2 separate regions of the Homo sapiens genome follow, and region 1 is linked to region 2. The links are chromatin loops, found by intact Hi-C in ENCODE. Cell type or tissue: MCF 10A. All regions are shown on one strand.

Evidence for each region. Hi-C counts contacts between places; a loop is a spot of excess contacts. Peaks named below come from ENCODE experiments on the same cell type or tissue, not always from the same donor. Only the 100,000 strongest peaks of a DNase experiment are listed, where the experiment ranks them.
Region 1: it touches region 2 in a loop (21-fold over the local background); 2 of 110 quality-filtered maps call a loop at or near these places.

The regions. Positions count from the first base shown.
Region 1 is chr4:162,768,521-162,773,520 of GRCh38, reverse strand. No RefSeq gene overlaps it. Among named protein-coding and RNA genes, the nearest start is that of MIR4454, 320 kb to the left of the region's middle. In MCF 10A, a CTCF peak has its summit at 2,227 (motif pointing left); no DNase peak of the experiment used is centred here.
Region 2 is chr4:163,330,758-163,335,757 of GRCh38, reverse strand. It overlaps NPY1R (neuropeptide Y receptor Y1), which reads left to right and starts at 3,162. Exons shown (of 3, transcript NM_000909.6): 1 at 3,162-3,276. In MCF 10A, a CTCF peak has its summit at 2,817 (motif pointing right); a DNase peak (open chromatin) is centred at 2,857.

The DNA of each region.
Region 1 (5,000 bases), 560 kb after region 2:
AAGAATGGGAGACCGATGCAGGTGTTGATGCATCAAATTCTTGAACGCACACACTTCCCTGAACCCTGTGAGCCTGCAGAAGTAGCCCACTTCTCTATGCTAATGGCTGGAGCTCTACTATTACCTGCAGATGATGCAGATGTCTCTCATCTGTAATATAACATGCACTCCCTCAACATCTGCCCACACACAGCCAATAAATGGGTTAAGTCACAATGTCACTCATCTGGGGATGTGCTGGATCTGCAGAAGGAGAAAAGGGACTACGGTCCTAAAAAACTAAACAAAGAGAAATTTAACTTGATTTGGGATAAAAGGTAGTTTATTAACACGAAAGGACCCTCTCCAGATGCAGGATTTAACACCCCAGAAAGGACCCTGAGAAACTATTCAAACACACTGTTAGGATATCCCAGAGATGCATGGAAAAATCATAGTCCAGACTAAGTAAGATAAAAATGCCTGATTTAGCATTACAGACTGTGGAAGAAGATAATTGAGATGTTCATGTTGGTCTGTATGTGTTAAAGTAATATGTTATGGAAGGTTGTAAAAACTCCCCAAAACTATGTTTCACTATGTCTCCTGAAGGACACATTATTTTTCAAAGTGCTGATGCATTAGCTCTGAGAGGCGCACTAGCATCATTAAGTTCAGTGGTGGCTCTGCTCTCCAGGACAGGCTGACAGAAGAAAATGCCATTGAAAGCCTGGGCTACAAAAGCAAGGAAGTTGGTTGAAGCCTCACTCCCGCCCCTTTCCTCGATAGAAGCCAGGTTTCAGCATTTAACAGTGGAGGCAATTATTGCAATGAGTGGCAAGGTCAAAGTGGCAGCCAAGAGGATTTGACCTACAGAGACTTATGGAGATAGTGGAGATGGTTAATAGTACATTGTGTCTCTCAAGCAACAAACAGGGATATTGCTCAATCTGCACACTCAAAATTAAGGAAAGATAATCAGGTTGTTGAAGACAATCCCCCTAATTAAAAACAACAACAATGAAAAATAACCCCCACAATTCCTTTGCCCTCTTTCTGGACTTGAGTTTTTTGGTTTTGGTTTTGTTTTGTTTTAACTTAGAGTCTATTGATTAAACTAGAGATGAGCTGGTTTCCCAATATGTCTGTTTTAGATGTTTTCTGGTCAGTGTAGTAACAGGGGGCTTAAGATTTGGCTATACTTTTTTATAAAGATTATTAATTAATGCACATTTTAAACTGTCTCACTTCTATCATCTGGTGACTAAAAGCTCTGAGTCTCTGTATTTCAACATCGTAGATTCTATAATCCCAAACTGACTCCTGGCTATGGAATAGGAGTAGGTGAGATCGGCTACTTGAATGCTCTCAGTTTTGTGCAGCGAGAGCCAATTAATCCTTTAGAGACTTTTAGCCTATACTCCCTTCCATTTTCCATACTGTGACTGGCTCCCCATCTCTGCTATACTTGCTGTGTCTGAGTTCGGAATCTCTCAGGTATCCCTCAGTGAAAGCCATCTATCTCTCGTTAATCTCTGCATGCACTTTAGGCTGCAACTGCCTGCATGATAGTAAACGAGATAGCTTCCTCCATATCTCCTCTCCTCTTCTCTTTGTTCTGGAGGACATATATATTGGACAAAATTCTCTAAAAGATTTCTTACACATTGGCCTTGTTGCACCAACTTTAAAGATAAATATATTTGGATAATTAGATTCAAATATATTTAAATAAATATGAGTTATTTTTTCAGATTATGCCAAGCTCCCAGTGATTTCACTCTGGGATATCTGGCTGGCATTGGAACTTCCATCTGCAGGGCACAGTCATAACTAGGTTATCCCATGGTGCTCAAGCAGGGACATAAAAGCAAGCTAGCCTTCCCTTCTAGAAATGTATATGTGAAATATAGATAGTAAATAAGAGGGTGAGTGAACTGTTTAGGGGCAGGAACCTGGTGCTCTCGAACCTTCAGCAGTGACAAGATAACTTCTACTTGTACAAAAATGAGCCACCTTCCTCAGAACTCAATTTCAGTTCTCATCATCTGACACTGAAATACTAGGTGATATGTCTAGAAGTCAAGCATGGAAAATTGTATAAAGCATGGAAAATTGTATAAAGCATGAAAAATGGTATTGAGGGTAGAGGTAAATTTTGAATTATGAAATGAAGGAGCAAATGTCAATACCTAACTGAGGGCACTAGGAGATGCACCCAATATCTCATCAACCTAAAATGAGCAGGTTGTGCCCTCTAAAGGCAATCTAGATAAATCAAGGATTATCTCCAGGGCCTCCATATTCTCTAAGGAAATTGATGTTTTTTCGTGAGTATCCAAAGGATTCCACTTGGAGGCAATTATATAGGACCATATTTTCTTTCTCCCCTTTCTCTTCCATGTGTTGGGTATTTATTCATTCATACTCCAGTACAAGGGTCATTACAAGCTAGAATAACAAAAAGAATGTTGCAATAAGACAGACAATATAGTAAGCAATGTATCTCTGTATTTCATATCTGTCATTCCAAAGCTGAACAAGGCAAGCTGTTTTTCTCTTTCACTCCTTCTATGTGCAGATCCTCTGATTGGTCACACCACCAGTCTTCATCCAAGGGAAAACTGATGCAATCTTTATACTGAAAGCCTAGTCCAGTAGCTGAGGGCAGAACTATGAGATAGTCTTCATTGTTGTAGAACAGTGGGATACAAGATCTAGGGAAACAGCTTGGAGAGAGACTGGGAGGAAGAGGAGTTATGACAGAGAAAGAGGTTCTGCCTAATACCATTTAAGAGAGATATAGATGTCAAGAGACAATGCACAAAAAAATTTTGCACCATTATCTCTAGTGTGTGAACTTATTTAATCATGTAATTAAAAATATATTTTTCAGCTAATGGACATTCTCTAATTGACTTTGCAAAGCTTAAGGGCGTTACTAAAAGGATATGAAAATGAAGTTTAATAATATTAGAGCATTATAAGATAGGGCTCACTGCAAAAACCTAACCAATCTTGGCTAGGATAGCAGGTGAGCATTGGTCTGGTTTGGATTTTCCTCATTCAAGAGTCTGGTCTACTTACTTTACTTGCATATACAGACAATGTTAGTCCAAATTATTTCTTGGTAATGCAGATGATATATGCGTTAAAGTAATGTCCCCATCTCTTGTAATACCTCAAAGCTGTATTTCAACATCAATGGAATTAAAATTCTTCACGTATTTTTATGATTTTATTATTTTTGTTACTACTGGCATGCACACTGGAAAAAGTCATTTAAATGATAGAAAGGACACATTTTAAATATGAATGCTTGGAAATTATCTATGCTTAATGCTTGTGCCTGTGAATATACTTTCCCAAATTTTATTGAAATCTTAATGAGATAACTTTAAAATCTATGTTTCCTCCAAAAGCAAAACTTGAGACAAAAGTTCATATGGGAAAGGATCAAAGGGAGCAGGGATGAGGGGAGAGAGAAAGGAAAACTAGGAAAGGCCCTTCCACGTCTGATTGATTTGACCATCTCTCCTGGCAGGCGCTGCTCAAACCCTAGGTGAGGGTGACGTTTCGAGTCTCCCTCAACCCTGCCCACATCTCACTCGCCATTGCACTGTGTTGCTCCTTCTGCAGTGTTTCCTTCCCTTCATTCCTCAATTGGCTAAATCCTGTTTTCTTCAGAGTCTCAGTTAATTAGTTTGAATGCCAATTACCATGGAGGATTTCTAGAACTTCCTTATATTTTTTCTGTCACCTATTGATACCTTCTTAGCAACTTTTTTTTTTTTTTTTTTTTTTTTTTTTTGCAGCACTTGTCACACCTGTAATTGCCTGATCTTTTGGATAAATTATTGCTTTTATATTCACCTTACTAGGTGGAAAGTTGTTGAAAGCAGGCACGACAGGTGTTTTATGTACTACAGTTAGCACAGTTGTAGGTACATATTTGTCTGAAGTATAGCTTTTACTGAGTGACAGAATGAATGAATAAGTAACATACCTAACTGCCAATGAATGTGATTAGTAAAAATGCGATTATTGAAAGCAATTCTCGATAAGATGCAGCATTATTAACTCATAGCCATACTAGACTGACATCTATATAAACAACATCTATAATGAGAGGTAGTTTCATACCCTCCTCAAATTTAACATACATTGTCTATTTCTCAAGATGTCTAATAAACCACATAAATCATTTTTATTGTGATGCCCATCTCATTGACTATCACATGTTCTGTTAGCTAGTTTTAGTGGTGTCTGCTTGCATGGCTTGACACATTTTTTTTCTTTTTTGAGACAGAGTCTTTCTCTGTCACCTACTCTGGAGTGTAGTGCCATCATAGCTCACTGTAACCTCGAACTCCTGGACTCAAGCAATTCTCTCGCTTTAGCTTCTCAAGCAGCTAGAACTACAGGTATGCACCATCATGCCCAGATAATTAAAATATATATATATATATTTTAATAAAATATATATATATATATTTTAATAAAATATATATATATATATTTTGTAGAGATGAGATCTCCCTATGTTGCTCAGGCTAATGTTGAACTCCTAACCTCAAGTGAGCCTACTGCCTTGGCCTCTCAAAGTGCTAGAATTTTAGGCCTGAGCAACTGGACCCAGTCAAGATTTTTAAGTTTAAATTTCCATGATAATATGTTTTTGCAAAAAGTTAGATGAACTTTTTTTCCCCCATGTATGTAAAACCTAAAGACTAGATATAGACAAGTATTGGGTAGGTATGAAAGGCTTGCCAATAAATCTATTAGGTGCTATCTATGTATATAATTCTATTATCAATTAAAATATCTATTAGTTTAAATAGTCATCTCCCTAATTCTGCCTATCAGTAAAATACGTTGTGCTTAAAATTCACAACAATGTGTGCATTTCAAGGCCTCTTATATTTACTATGGTGGCCAATTTTGGATGTCTTTCTTAGTGAACAATAATGAAGCAGAAATTCACATTTCTTATGACTGAAGTATAAACATGTCTAACAGAA
Region 2 (5,000 bases):
AAGAAATGCAGCAGGTAAGTCACAGAAAGAAGGAAAATCCTGACACAAAATCAATTCATAGAATATGAACTGATTCACTGACGTGCTTCATCATAGTTCTACCCCCATGGAATTACCCCCTTATCAATGTCATATACATTTCAGTTTTCTCGTGTAGTATTAATGCCTATTAAGTTTCTTCTGAGTGACAATTCATGGTAATTTACCTGTATCAAGGCCTGATAGCATTTCAGAAACTTTAACTCTTGTAGCAGAAATTCCTCAGAAGACTAGTAATTAGTGTGTTTCAATTCCAGTAGCAAGCATACTGTCACACTTTTATTTAAGCAGTTACTGAATCATGGAATTTAAAGGCTGAGCCAGGCCATAAGTTTGTTCCATTGTTTAGAATACAAAACTTAGATTTACAGAAATTTAATGAGTAGATCCTATCCCTCAGTTTATATCACAGAGCAAGACTGTTGTTCAAGAGAGCATGAGATTAGGTCATTAACATAATTCCCCTTGGTTTATAGGTCAGGCTGTTATGAAACTACAGAAAGAAATACACAGAAATAAAGAAAAAATTCTCCCTAGCAAAGATGAAGTTTTATCTAGTTTGAATCCCAGATAGGAAAGTAGGCAGCTGATTATTCACTGAAGAGTAGAAAAATATATGATCTTAAAATTGGAATGAGGAAACTCTTTAATAAGTATTTTCTAAGAAATTCAAACTACTTTGCATATTTTAAATCTTCTATAAGATTACATTATTGGAGAATTTTATGTTGTGTTTGGCCATTGGACCATGTCTAATTTCTCTATTTTTCACATTGGAAAGAATCCTAGTAAATGGTATTCCTAAAGAATTATATAATTTTGCTGTTGAGCATTTCTTTTTTTTTTTTTTTTTTTTTCCAAAACAGAGTCTTGCTCTGTTGCCCAGGCTGGAGTGCAGTCGTGCGATCTCGGCTCACTGCAACCTCTGCCTCTTGGGTTCAAGCAGTTCTCCTGCCTCAGCCTCCTGAGTAGCTGGGATTACAGATGCGCACCACCACACCTGGCTAATTTTTGTATTTTTAGTAGAGACGGGGTTTCACTATGTTGGCCAGCCTGGTCTCGAACTCCTGACCTCATGATCCACCTGCCTAGGCCTCCAAAAGTGCTGGGATTACAGGCGTGAGCCACCGCCCCCAGCCACTGTTGAGTATTTCAGAACTTCTCTTTGTATCATAAAGTTGTCATAGAAAAGAGTCCTTGAGACCAATGATCTTTCAAAGATTGGTATCTGACATTAATAACTCAAGAATGCAGTTTCACAAATTTTCCTTAGGGAGAACACTTCATAAAAATTGAGTTAATAAAATGATAAAATACAATGGCCATAATAGTTCAGAACTCTGGCAGACATGCCTTTATTAGTATTCTTGGGAAATAGAGAAAGCATAGTACCTGAGTCCAAATTATATTCTCAAGTCCAAAATATTTGCTGACATAATAATAGTTTCTACATAAAAATATATTCTTAGTAGAGAATTAAATTACTTCATTTGTAATTCTTATAGCAGGCTAAAGATAGCCAATTTGATGATCAAAACCATGGGGAAAACTTCCTTCTAAGAACAGAATGTGACTTAAGGCAATAGAGTAGACAGAGGATGCATAGAAACCTGAATGAATATTAGTTATTCTTCCCTGAAAGAGTTGAAATTCCTAAATTGTGCCTTGGTAAAAATTATTGTGCCTTGGTTAAAAAAAAAAGTATGTGTGTGTATATGTGTGTGTGTGTATAAATGAATCTGTTGTCATTTTACTCTGCTTAACCATTAGAGATTTTTATATGTATGCTTATATCTGTTGTTATACACTAATAGTACAATCATTACATAATCATGACATTTTAATTCTTAATTACAATGCCTTTCCAACTATATAAAAATATGTCTAGTGACACATATTTTGGAAAGCTTTCTTGGAAAAACATCCAGAGATTGTGTTCATCACTATCTATATAAATGAGCTTATACTGAACCTTAAATATGTTTATTCAGCCTAACAATCAGAAAAAGAAAACGTTTTTTAACAGTATAAAGTTCAGATGAGTCCACTTGTCTTGGAATTTTATTTTGATTTTAATTAGAAGAAAGACTGCCATTAGAATTGTTTTCTAATGAAATCTTTATAAATTCTCTGGGCAGTGCCCTGTATCTTTATTAGAAAGACTTCTTATTTTTAACAATTTTATTTGGAAGAAGTTCTACTCATTTGCATCAGTTCATCGTCTACATAATTTGTGTGTGTGTGTGTGTATGTGTGTGTTTACAACTTTGACTTTTGAAACTAGAATAGAATCAGGTAAAACATCTAAGATCAGTGTGCCAGTAATTGGCCTGAATCATCGGGCACCATGATGGGTTTGGCCGCCTTCAACGTACTCGGTGTACATTCTATTTTTTTCTTCATAATGTTCAGTACTGTAGTACTAATCACCGAGAAAATTGCATTGACGCTTTTCGACCACCAGGGAAATATTCAGCTCATGGTTCTCCCCTAAAAAAACTAAAAAGCAGCTAAGCGCTGGGAACAAATCTGACTTAATGCATTTTCTCAGTGGGCCAAAGAAAGGAGGGCCGATTGACTGCTTTGACTTTTTAAAGGTCTTCTCTTTGTTCACTTATAAAGTGAGGAAAACAAATTCTCGGCACTGGCGTGAGAGTTATTTGAGCGTCACAAAAGAAAGCAAAAGAAAATATTAGTGCCATTATTGTGGCGAATTTCATGTTTCCCAGCGAGCCCTTTGATTCCTGGTTTGGGCTGGCGCTCGAGCTCTCCAGCCGGGTATGACTTCGGCCACAAGATGGCACTGACCTGCAAACAAAGAAAAGCACAGTGGCACCGACTTTTTCAAGCCTCGGGAAACTGCCCTGCCTTCCCCGGAGTCGAGGACTGTGGGGATTAGGGCTTCCTTTCCCCTGCGCGGGAGGTCTGTGTCGAATAATGTGTGGCTTCTGTTGGATTGCTTTTCTTTCCAAAATTCCTAGGCAATGCTTCCCCGAGGTGTGCACCTTTGTGAGGTGTTTGTGGGGTTGGGGGAGCTTCAGGCGCTACTCGCGGGACGCCGTCACGTGATCCGGGATGAGGTGGAGTTCGGCTTTAAGGAGGCGTCTCTTCCTAGCTTCATCAATCTTTAGGATCTGAGCAGGAGAAATACCAGCGGATCTTCCCCACTCTGCTCCCTTCCATTCCCACCCTTCCTTCTTTAATAAGCAGGAGCGAAAAAGACAAATTCCAAAGAGGGTAAGTTGCGAGTTTATGCCTTTCCAGAGACTTCTGCGAAATCTCTCATTGACAAGGTGAAGGATGAGAGGGGAAGAAAAACGATGCGAGTGTCCGAAACTGGCTCTGGGGGACCAAGGTGGGGTCTCCAGTGCAGGCAGGTCGCAGGTTGCTCCAAATCACCGGACCGTTCGCGGGCTCCTGCCGAAGGGTATGGGGACGACGCGGGTGAAAGGAGAGGGTACCCTACGCGGAGTTCGGGCTTTCCCACCACCTGCTCCCGGGGAATTTCTGGATGGGGATCCAAGTTTTCCTTTACCCCGGTTCTCTTTAAAAGGCCGAGGCACTGGGAAGGCGCCCGAGTTCGCCTATCCCACACCCGCTCATTTTCCTTACGTGTCTTGAGCTGGCTGGAGGCGCTGGCTCTGGCCGCACCGGAGTTTTCGCGGAGTAACTGGCTGGGATGAGCCGGAGAAGGGTGGGCTTGGCGCGTCGCCCAGCGTCGCACGGGTCCCGCGGCAGGTGTCGGGCTGGGAGCTGGCGGAGGTGGGAGTAGCCCTCGGCGCGGACCCCAGCGCGCAAGCCCACCCCCACTTGCGGGTTCCGCGCTTCTCGGCTGCAATCGAGCCGCGCTCCGCAGTACCGGGCGCTTCGAGTGTGGCGCTGCGCCCCGATAGACACCCGAAGCTTTTAATCATCGGAGTTCTAATCAGGGAACTCTTTAGCTCTTTCTTTTAGAAAAGTAATGATGGAACGTGGCTGGGTTAGGAGATTGGGAATGGACAGGAGGTGGAGGTGTCTTGATAGGGTGTGCCATTGGTTCCCAGGTAGACTGGAGAGATAAGAATGTTTTAAGGTCTGATGTTGGGCCAAAGAGAGAGAATTGACTTCGGTTTGGGATCTGCTTGGTTTTGGTTGTTTATATCTTTTCTCTTTTGCCAGTCTCTTATCACTGGTAGAAAGGTTTTTTGATGAGAGAGAGAGAGAGAGTGAGAGTGTGTGTATGTGTGTGTAGTAGGGAGTCAGGAATGGAGTAAATTTCGGGCGATTCACCTAGTTACGCAATATGAAAAAGGTGGGTGGGTAAGCGTGCCAACAGGAATTTTGACTGAACATGTCCCATTTCCCATTTCGTTGTTTGATAACTTCTGGAGCACAGGAAAAACCTAGGGGAGAGGAGCAAAAGAGAGTGTGTTTCCATGTACACACACTCACACTCACACACACACAGAGCACGCATTGCTTCCCCCACTCCCCATCCTATGAGAAAGCATGACGGGCGGGATGGCACACACAGGCAGGGGACATGTGGAGCTTGTCTGTCAGGTCTGGAACAGAAAAGCAGTAGCTGTTTGTTCTCGACCCTGGGCCGGCTCTCTGGCGAAGCAAGCGAGGGAGCAGAAAGCTAACCCGACCAGGTTCCCCACCCAGGACTAGACCGAGTGCTCTTCCGTGACTACTACTTTATTAGTCTTTATTGTCTTAAGGCAGCAGTCTGTTGAACAAGCCCTCCCCAGCAAGGAAGGAGCAGAGAATTATGTAATTCATTTAGATAAGCTAGCAGTAACTTTGGGAGGCTGTATGTAACAAGGCTGACATTTCTTTTCCAACACAAGTGAGGTGAACAGCCAGCCAATCCTGAGTATTTGAAAAAATGTATCTGCAGCAGGTTATGATCAGGGAGCTGTATTTTCAAGTAGTAACAGCACTGCGAAGAGCAAGCAATGAAAGGCCAGCATTCTAAT